2 separate regions of the Homo sapiens genome follow, and region 1 is linked to region 2. A link is an interaction called in ENCODE POLR2A ChIA-PET data of the cell type or tissue named here. Cell type or tissue: MCF 10A. All regions are shown on one strand. Each heading gives the region's core, and the rest is flanking DNA. Links, peaks and the distances in the headings are about the cores only. Region 1 overlaps PPTC7 (protein phosphatase targeting COQ7). Region 2 overlaps ANKRD13A (ankyrin repeat domain 13A).

Region 1 (5,382 bases), core at 288-5,287, 550 kb before region 2:
GTTCGCCTCGGCCGCCCAAGGTGCTGGGATTACAAGTGTGAGCCTGGCCCCTGTGTTGCTTCTTAAAGTTGTGTTCATAACATAGGATAGGGGATAATGAGCCTCTAAGGTTCACCTCATAAATCTGTATGCTGGGCTGCGCGTGGTGGCTCACTCCTATAATCCCAGCACTTTGGGAGGCTGAGGCGGGTGGATCATGAGGTCAAGAGTTCAAGACCAGACTGACCAATATGGTGAAACCCAGTCTTTACTAAAAATACAAAAATTAGCCGGGCGTGATGGCGCATGCCTATAGTCCCAGCTACTCAACAGGCTGAGGCAGGAGAATCTCTTGAACCAGGGAGGTGGAGGCTTCAGTGAGCCAAGATCGTGCCACTGCACTCCAGACTGGGCGACAGTGCGAGACTCCGTCTCAAAAAAAAAATAAAATAAAAAATCTGTATGCGACTTTTGTGAAAGATCCGTGACTTGATTGATGATTTGGGGAGTATTTAAATGTATCAAATTCTATATGGAAGCTTGATTTTAAAATTTTGGAAGGCTAGACCGGGCGTGGTGGCTCACGCCTGTAATCCCAGCACTTTGGGAGGCGGAGGTGGGCGGATCACCTGAGGTTAGGAGTTCGAGACCAGCCTGGCCAACATGGCAAAACCCCGTCTCTACTAAAAAATACAAAAATTAGGCAGGTGTGGTGGCACACGCCTGTAGTCCCAGCTACTAGCGAGGCTGAGGCAGGAGAATTGCTTGAACCTGGGAGATGGAGGTTGCGGTGAGCCGAGATCACACCACTGCACTCCAGCCTGGGTAACAGAGCAAGACTCCGTCTCAAAAAAAATACAATAAAATTTTGGAAGGCTACCTTCTTAATGGAGTGGGATATTTACAAGAATTGGGGGGATTTTGGTCAAACCCATTCTAAAAAAGTATAAACATAATTTCATGCCCTGACATCCTGGTGGAAATCCAGTGAACTTTGATGCTCAGCTTTGCCACTTAGTAGCTCTGTGATTTGTGGTCTTGGGCAGAGTCTCTCTTGAGTCTCCTTTGGTTTATCTGGACTAGGGGATAAAGGGAATGGACGATCTGACCCTTAGTGACTACAGCTTCTGACCATCATATCACATTTTCTTTTGTTCTTTTCTTTTTTTTTTTTGGTGGGTGGGGGGTGCGGGTATGGAGTTTCGCTCTTGTTGCCCAGGCTGGAGTGCAATGGCGCCATCTCGGCTCACTGCAACCTCCGCCTCCCGGGTTTAAGTGATTCCCCTGCCTCAGCCACCTGAGTAGCTGGGATTACAGGCGCGCGCCATCACGCCCGGCTAATTTTTGTATTTTTAGTACAAACGGGGTTTCATCATGTTGGCCAGGCTGTACTCGAACTCCTAACCCCAGGTGATCCACCAGCCTCGGCCTCCCAAACTGCTGGGATTACAGGCATGAACCACCGCGCCCAGCCCATATTTTACTTTTGCTTTGAATAGATGGCACCCTTTGTTCTGCACCTCAAATGACAGGTGTCACGGGCACCTTCAGTAGATTCCTGTTTTGTATGTAGCACTAAACCAGTGGTTTTTAGCTTTCCTTGATTCACAACCCCTGAGGATCAGGACCCTGTGCACAGAGATAAAATTTTGCATGGGCTCTTAGGAACTTTGCTGACTCCATGACTCCTCTGATACCACCTGGAGGTCCATGCATAGGAATCAGATCAAGAACCCCAGCTCTGTACCCTTGAAGGGAATGCCAGCAGACACAGTCAGATACTGGTAGCTGATGTGACCAAAAGGTGGTTGTTAGCCATGTTTGACAAAGATCAAGCATGCACATATGCAAATGGTGGGGGATAGGGGCAGTGAAGGACAGGTTCTCCAGGACTGTCCTGTTGTGGAGGAGCTCTTCCGGACGGCAGTCTTGGAAGCCACCTGAAATAACTTCATGAGTTGGCCTCATTTGATCCTTGGCTGTCCTGAACCAGTTCATATGATGGTGACTTCTATTTAGTTGATACCGTAAAAGGTGATGACTTTTTTTTTTTTTTGAGATAGAGTCTTGCTCTGCCACCCAGGCTGGAGTGCAGTGGCACGATTTTGGCTCGCTGCAACCTCTGCCTCCCAGCTTCAAGCGATTCTTGTGCCTCAGCCTTCCGAGTAGCTGGGACTACAGGCATGTGCCACCTCACCCGGCTAATTGTTTGTATTTTTTTAGTAGAGATGAGGTTTCGCCACGTTGCCTAGGCTGGTGTCGAACTCCTGACCTCATGTCATCCACCTGCCTCAGCCTCCCAAAGTGCTAGGATTACAGGTGTGAGCCACAGTGTCTGGCTAAGGTGATGACTTTGAATGACTCTTTAATACTGCTGTCAACTCTAGAGGTTGGAGTTACAACCTGAATTACATTAAAAGGCTATGTTGAGTAATAACGTTACGTTGAACTTAAGTGCTTTTGAACCTTTTGGTTCTGTAGATAATTAATTTTCTTTGAATTGACACCATATTTATTACTGAGTATCCGTGTAACAGATTATTCACTGTGGTCATCTAGGACTCCTTGACTGGAATGAAAGCTGTTTCTTTCTTTTTATATGAGAAAGAGAAATCTCTTTTGTTTCTTTAATTTAAAATTGATCTGTCCTATTAGTCATGCAGTGACTAATAGTGCTTGGTGCTTCACAACATTTTGTATAGTCCCCACTGTATTTCGTTTCGGAAAAACTGACTATGTTGGGTGTGGTGAGACATAGGAACCACTCCTATCATTCTCTAGAAAATTGTCAAAGGTGCTTTCTCTTTACTAGGTCCAACAGGAGTAAACCAGTACTAGCGGGAGCCGTGTACACTTTTCTTGTTCCTTCTTCCCTGTGGCTAATTCTGAGTTCTCTTATTACTCTACGTGGCATGGCTTCCTAGGTGCACAAAAATATGAGAACTGCATGTTGTAATACCTGGGCTTCCCACAGCCTTATGCTACTTAACAATAGAATCAAAGACTGTTGAGAATTGTAACACTTAGAAACCTTGGAGTCTAGTTTTTTTCACCTCACTGATGAGAAAACAGGCCTCCAGAGAGTCAGATGACTTCCCCAAGGTTACTCTACTAGTTATTGGTGGAACTGAGGCTGACACCTATCTCAGTCTCTCATCTGAGACTCCCTTTCCCAGTCCTGTCCCCGTTAGACCACTGGTCAAGTTTTCTTGATGATATATGTGAATTAAAAACCAGTCAGTCTCCTGATACTTTTGTGCTTCGAATGCTTTTCCTGGGTGTGTGTGTGTGTGTGTTTATAACTTCTTTATTCACTCTGACTCATAACTGATGTGCAACAAAAACTCCTCTGCATGCTAAACCACAGTTTAGAGAAACCACTTATTTTAAAAATGGCAGCCTGGTCTGTGCCATATAAATTTTGACCTCTGAATATTGAGTTGTAAAGTATTTATTATGAAACTGTGGGATGTTTATTTAAGCTTAAACTTGAAACCTAAAAGTGAAATTAAAATAATTTCATATCCCAGCCTTTGGATCTGATTTTGATCGTGGTCAGGATTTTGAAGTGTTTTTGTGAGTAATGTCAGTCTTAAAAGTAGTTGTCTTGAGGTGTAAAGATCATATGAACAAAATTAAGATCTAAATTATATTTAGGAAGTGAATGGATGAGGTAGAATTTGGTGTTTTCAAACAGTCATGATCATTTTAATGTACTTATAGAACCTCTATTCTGAAAGTGAGTTGTCCTTTTAAAAAAGTAGTCACCTTCAGAGTGTGTGTGTGCACCCACTGACTTCAGTCTTTCAAGAAGTCCTTGTTGGAATTTTCCTCAGCTAGATTTCAAGCCATGTCAGGACACCACTCTCATTATATTACCATAATTTTTTTTTCTTTTTTTTTTTAATTTTACTTTTTTTAAATTCCAGGATACATGTGCAGGACATGCCATAATTTTCTTAAAGTCAGATTCCAGCATCATCTACCTGTTGATAGCAAATATGACCCTGAGTGAATTTTTTTTTTTTTTTTTTTTTTGAGACAGAGTCTCGCCCTTGTGCCCAGGCTGGAGAGCAGTGGCGCGATCTTGGCTCACTGCAACCTCTGCCTCCTGGGTTCAAACAGTTCTTCTGCCTCAGCCTCCCAAGTAGCTGGGATTACAGGCACCCACCATTACACCTGGCCAATTTTTATATTTTTAGTAGAGACGGGGTTTCACCATGTTGGCCAGGCTAGTCTCGAACTCCTGACCTCAGGTGATCCACCTGCCTTGGCCTCCCAAAGTGCTGGGATTACAGGCGTGAACCACGTGCCCAGCCCCTTGAGTGAATTTTTAAAAACTGATATGTATAATTCACATTCCATAGCATGTATCCTTTTAAAGTGTACAGTTCAGTAGTTTTTACATTCACAAAGTTGTACAGCCACTGCCACTATCTAGTTCCAGAATGTTTTTCATCACCCCCCAAGAAACCCCCTATCCATTAGCAGTCACTCCCCATCTCCCTGGCAACAGAAAGCAGATTCTGTCTGTGGATTTGTGTTTGAGACATTTCATACAAATGGATCGTGTAATATGTGGCCTTTTCCTTAGCATGTTTTCCCTTAGCATGTTTTCAGAGTTCATCCATGTTGGAGCATGTGTCAGTACTTCCTCCCTTTTTATGACTGAATAATGTTCCATTATATTTATATACCACATTTTGTTGATCCATTCATCTGTTGATGGCCATCGAGTTGTTTCTACTTTTGGCTATTGTGAATAGTGCTGTGCACATTTGTGTGCAAGCTTTTGTATGGACATGTTTTTAATTTGAGGGGATATATACCTAGGAGTAGAATTGCTGGGTCATATTGTAACCCTGTTTAACTTTGTGAGGAATATAGCTGTTTTTTTATGTAGCTATATAATATTAATATACATATAATTATTTTATATAAGGGAAAATACTTTAAAAATTGCAGCAATCAAATATATAAATTCTGAGATCAATCAGTACTTTAAATATGCCTGATTTCATAATGAGCTGTGTGCTTCCAAGAGAAAATTGTGGAATATTAATAAGGAAGTGTGAGTGGATTTAGTAAAAGAGCCATCTAGGACTAATGAAATAGCAGGGTTTAGGAAGCCATTGACTAGTGGCTTTCTGACTATTCTGAGTGGTCTTTCATTCTGTAATACATAAGATTACAGGGTTGATGGATAGAGGAGGTTTGCTGTTTGCTTTTTAAACTTCTGTTCCTTGGTATTTTTCTCATTTTGCTATATAGGTGTGTTGCAGTTTTATAAGTTACTTATTAAGGTACCTTTATTTTTGAAGTCATTTCTTCATTTGTTATAGCTTCAGAGCTACTTTTCCTTTGTTCACAAATCTTTTGAGATTTTCTAGCTTAGTTTAAAAT
Region 2 (5,382 bases), core at 272-5,271:
TATCTTTGGCCTTTACATAGAGTGGGCTGTTCAGGATCCAGTAAATGCCATCCCAGACACAGACAAGTTGTTTCCTTTCATCTAACTGCAATGAAAGCTCATTGCTTCAACTTACCCCTTGTGCACCAAATTGGTGTTCCACAGTTCCCAGCAAAGATTCCAGCGGGTTCCTGTCTGCTACAGAGGGGTAGGGAGTTTAAAGTCTAATATTATATCTCACTTGTGGCTATAAAAAAAAGATCTTCATTAAAGTTTCTGGTCCAAGCTACCTCATTAGGAAATGCAATTACAGACTGGCTGATCAAATCATTCACAATAACCATAAACTAATTTATCCTTTATAGGGTGCTTTTCATGAGGATCTCTAAACTAGATAAACAGTTGTAAGAATTAAAGCAGAATAATGGGAAGAGTCTGGATTTTGGAGTGAGCCAGACCTGGATTCCAACCCCACCTTGGCCACTCGCTACCCATGTGTTCTGGGCCTCAGTTCCCTCATCTGTCAAAGTGGAGTAATGGCAATGGTGGTGGTGGTGCTGGTGAACAATTACTGCATGCTTACCACATACTGCAGGCGCCATTCTAAAGGCTTCCACGTCGTAACTCATCTAATCCTCTCAATAACTCTAAGGAAGGTTGGGTATCACCTGCATTTCACTGCTGAGGAACTAAGGCACAGAGCAGAAGTAATTTCACAAGGCCATAGAACTGGTGGGGCTGGGATGGGGCTGGGATGTGGCAACCACATGCAATGTTTTTGCTTGGACCCCAAGTTCTGTCTAAATCTTTCATCACAATAGTTTGGACTAAATCACTCATTCCAATGATAAATATTCTCAAATGTCCTTATCTCCTTTTTTGGCTGAATTCAACAATTGTTCTTGATAACACATAAACAAGCCCTCACGAATAGCTTTAATTACAGCTGAGGCCAACTATGGGGAAACACCTCCAAGAATGAGTCAGACTAAGGAAATTTTCTTTCCTTTTTCTTTTTTTTGAGACAGAGTCTAGCTCTGTCACCCAGGCTGGAGTGCAGTGGGACAATCTTGGCTCACAGCAACCTCCACCTCTGGGGTTCAAGCGATTCTCCTGCCTCAGCCTCCCCAGTAGCTGAGACTACAGGAGTGCGCCACCACGCCTGGTTAATTTTTGTATTTTTAGTAAAGATAGGGTTTCACCATATTGGCCAGGCTGGTCTCAAACTCCTGGCCTCAAGTGATCTGCCCACCTTGGCCTCCCAAAGTGTTGGGATTACAGGTGTGAGCCACCGTGCTCAGCCAGGAAATTTTTTTTTTTTTTTTGAGATGGAGTTTCACTCTTGTTGTCCAGGCTGGAGTGCAATGGCACGATCTCAGCTCACCAAAACCTCCGCCTGCCAGGTTCAAGTGATTCTCCTGCCTCAGCCTCCTGAGTAGCTGGGATTACAGCCATGGGCCACCACACCCAGCTAATTTTGTATTTTTTTTTAGCACAGATGGGGTTTCTCCATGTTGGTCAGGCTGGTCTTGAATTCCCGACCTCAGGTGACTCGCCCACATTGGCCTCCCAAAGTGTTGGGATTACAAGCATGAGCCACCGTGCCTGGCCAGAAATTTTTATAAAAAAGAAGTTAGGGGCCAGGCACGGTGGCTCACGCCTGTAATCTCAGCACTTTCGGAGGCCGAGGTGGGTGAGGATCACCTGATGTCAGGAGTTCGAGACCAGCCTGGCCAACATGGTGAAACCCCGTCTCTACTGAAAATACAAAAAATTAGCCGGGCGTGGTGGTGGGTGCTTGTAATCCCAGCTACTCAGGAGGCTGAGGCAGGAGAATCACTTGAACCCAGGAGGCAGAGGTTGCAGTGAGCCAAGGTCGTGCCACTGCACTCCAGCCTGGGTGACAGGGCGAGACTTTGCCTCAAAAAAAAAAAAAAAGAGAGAGAGAGAGAAGAAGTTAGGGTTAGGCTTAACACAACCCAATCACATTAACCCTAAACTTAACAGAGCCAACAAAGAGTTCCCTCTAGGCTTAAAAAATAACAACAAAACAGGAGGTGGGAGGGTGGTGGTGATTACCTTTATATCTCTTTTTTTCCTCCTCGGTCAGATGTTCTGTGCGTATTTTGGTGATCACATTCACATTGTTTACTGTGTAAACCTGAGAGGTGTATGCGAAAGAAAACAGTGACACAGGGAATCAAAACTCCAAAAGTAAGCACAGCAAAAGCAAGAATGCTGAAGCAAAAAACAGAAAACAATCCAGCAAAATAAAAATGAGAAATGGTTAACTATCATTAGGATCCTTCAGAGAAAGTATATAAACTATCAACTGAAAAATGCATCAGCAGTTACCTCCCATGTTTGACAGTTTTAATACTAAGGAGTTAGCAGTGACAGGCTGCATCTTCCTGCTTGCCCTGCTGTGGCTAAATAGTCTCAAACAAATGCCCTGCAATCTAGGTTTCCACCTGGGTTTCTATTAAACTAAGGTACCCAAACCAGGATCCTGTACTTCTGTTGGTAATTTTTTTTTTTTTTTTTTTTGAGACAGAGTCTCCCTCTGTTGCCCAGGCTGGAGTGCAGTGGCGTGATCTCTGCTCACTGCAGCCTCCGCCTCCTGGGTTCAAGCGATTCTCGTGCCTCAGCCTCCAGAGTAGCTGGGATTACAGGCATGTGCTACTATGACTGGTTAATTTTCGTATTTTTAGTAGAGACGGGGTTTCACCATGTTGGCCAGGCTGGTCTCAAAATCCTGGCCTCAAGTGATCTGCCTACTTGGGCCTCCCAAAGTGCTGGGATTACAGGCGTGAGCCACTGCACCCAGCCTCCGCTGGTAGTCTTGTAATACTAGTATGACTCAGACAGCCATCTGCTGGGCAGAAGAGAAAGGTATGAACACAAGGTTCTCTATAGACTTATGAGCTGTAGAGAAAACCAGCAAGTCACTATTTAAAAGGCATTCTGTGCACTGACAAAAATTATTGTAACTGCCAGAGCAAATGCTCTGTTATCAAGGATAACTGGGGAATATGGTGGTCTAGAAAATCAAACATAACAGTTAACAAAGAATTCTCTCTATATGCCACGTGAGGAGCCCCAACATTCAAAGCTGCAGAAAACACACTCAGCACTATGACAAGTGCTTCTAAATGTATCTTGCTGAGCATGACGTAAGCCTTTCTTTGCTCACTCAGAGGCCACCAGAGGACCCTGCAGCACTGGGCTCCAACACCAAAAGCCATCAATCCCTGTTGTACTGAGGGACTGAAAGGCCAGGAAACAGCTTTCCAGCTGACAAAATGCCAGATGACTGGATCAACAATCGTCTCCACTATTACAACTATGTTTTAAATGCACTGATGTCATGCAAATGGGCTGTGCGCCTGCTGATTACAATTAAGCTGATTTAACAAAAAAGAGACTCAAAAGCTACTACACAACATTTGAACACATGTGAAGTCTAATCCTTCCTCTTCCTTTTTTTTTTTTAAATAATTAAGGGAATGACTAGCTTGTCATTCCTACCAGAACAACTGGTACCTGTACTCATTTCTCTACCATATTGTTTCTCTTTAGCATAGCTACAGACCTCCTCAGGGCATGCTATCCCATTTTCTGAAAGTCAAATAAGACAAAATCAAACATCCAAGTGAGAGACACATTAGACAGTTCTCATTCCCCAGAGCATCTCCATGGCACAGATGCATGAAAAAAATGGGAACAGATTCCTCATTTGCATAGAAGCTAAATAGCTATATTAAATCTTATTTTAAGAGTTTCCTTTTACCTTTGCTTCGTAACCATTAACAACTTCTGCTTTATCTGTCCTCCAGCCCCAGAATCCGGATTTAGTTCTGATAAAAAGTGAACACCACAAATTTCTACATGTACAATATGCCATTCAGATTTATATCTGTAGCCTTTATAGTTTTTTTCCCCCCCAGCTTAAGTTAGTGAAGGACACTTGGAAATCATGGTCCTATTGTCCACAGGAGGCGGTTAGCAATGACAGATGGCTTATGCACCCTCCACCCTCCTCCCACAGTTATTAATCAATTTGCCTCACCCCAGGCATAGAAAGCCTCCAATCTTGGCTTCTTTACAAAACTGCCAGCATTGAGGACAAAGGTGGTGACATTTATTGGACAGCAGTCCCAAAGAAGTGACTGAAGATGACCAGCATCCAAGGGCTTGCCACAAGGTGGTAACCAGGTCAGAGCATTTATCTGGGTCATCTTAACTGGGGACATGCATGTCAATGGTGGGATCTCCACAAGTAGCCACATCTCACTCGAGGAATTCTTAGAACAATGAGGCACAGACCATCCTGCTCCTTACAAAAGAGCAGGTGGGCCAGGAACTCATCACTGTGGTGAGCTGCTTGGAGATGCCATTAGGTCTGCAAAATAGCTGAGTCACATGTTTGGGCAGGTTTGGTGCAGCAGGGCAAAGGATGTGAAAAACAGATTTTTTTAGCCCAGCTGTTAATTCCATCTCTGTGGAACTCCTTTTAAAGTAGCCCAGCATTCCAGTGGCAGATGCAGCATTGGTAATATGCCCAAAATCTCAGTTATTCAACTCAACATACTCCTGAAAAAAAATGTATTTAGGAACCAAAAGCAGCCAGGAGGCTCTGATTCTTTTTCAAAGCAGCTTGCCCTGGGAAACGCTCCCTCTCACAGGGGATCCCTGACCAGCCCTACCCTTTGTCTAGGACATCACATCCCAGCTCCTCTTGGCCCTGGCTACGGCAACAGCCTGACTTCTGCTCTGACCACTGAGTGGTTGGGATGTCATGCAGGAAGCTCAGGGAACAGCAGCAGGTTAGCCACGTTACAAAGAACATATGCGGTTATTAGCATTTTGTTTCCAAATAGTTTGCTTTTCTTCTAATGGGATTTGGTCAATGAAATTAGTCCAGATGGTATAATGAGTTTATGTGTCTATTTTAGCCCATCAGAACAGGAGGGATCAGAGCTCCCATTTTCCTACTAGTTGTCTACAATTAGGACAGCACAACCCGTGGATGGAAACAGAGGAATCCTAAAAGTATTATACCAAATGCTATCTCCAACTGACACTTCAGAAACAAGATAACAGTCACAGGGGCAGAAGGTAAGGAACCAGACTCAACTGATTAATAAGCTACAATCCCCTTTTATCATTAATACCAGAAAATCGAGATAGCCTTTTTCCTTCAATCCTCAGTTCCTTGTTTGCTTAAGTCACTTGATGTCTTGCCACAGGAAGTCACTGTTTTCTGGCACAGACTCTTCTGATGGATGGAAAGATGATTACGTCTGCTCCACCTCACCCTTCATGCACGCTGGGAAGACGGCGCTATGCTTTTCTCCCAAGGAACCACCAAGCTCCTCACCGGGCTACCTCTGCTCCTTCGGC

The links. ChIA-PET counts read pairs that join two places held together with the same protein. Peaks named below come from ENCODE experiments on the same cell type or tissue, not always from the same donor. Only the 100,000 strongest peaks of a DNase experiment are listed, where the experiment ranks them.
Region 1: POLR2A ChIA-PET joins it to region 2 with 5 read pairs; 1 of 35 experiments calls an interaction of 5 or more read pairs at or near these places.

The regions. Positions count from the first base shown.
Region 1 is chr12:110,575,802-110,581,183 of GRCh38, reverse strand. The region is part of intron 1 of PPTC7 (protein phosphatase targeting COQ7); the gene reads left to right. Among named protein-coding and RNA genes, the nearest start is that of PPTC7, 4.8 kb to the left of the region's middle. RefSeq lists an enhancer at 1,281-1,530. In MCF 10A, for the core only: no CTCF peak of the experiment used is centred there; DNase peaks (open chromatin) are centred at 2,763 and 3,263.
Region 2 is chr12:110,022,500-110,027,881 of GRCh38, reverse strand. ANKRD13A (ankyrin repeat domain 13A) reads right to left here. Exons shown (of 15, transcript NM_033121.2): 7 at 3,770-3,836; 8 at 2,059-2,140; 9 at 116-177. Among named protein-coding and RNA genes, the nearest start is that of C12orf76, 23 kb to the left of the region's middle. RefSeq lists enhancers at 2,879-2,948, 4,611-5,111. In MCF 10A, for the core only: no CTCF peak of the experiment used is centred there; a DNase peak (open chromatin) is centred at 2,831.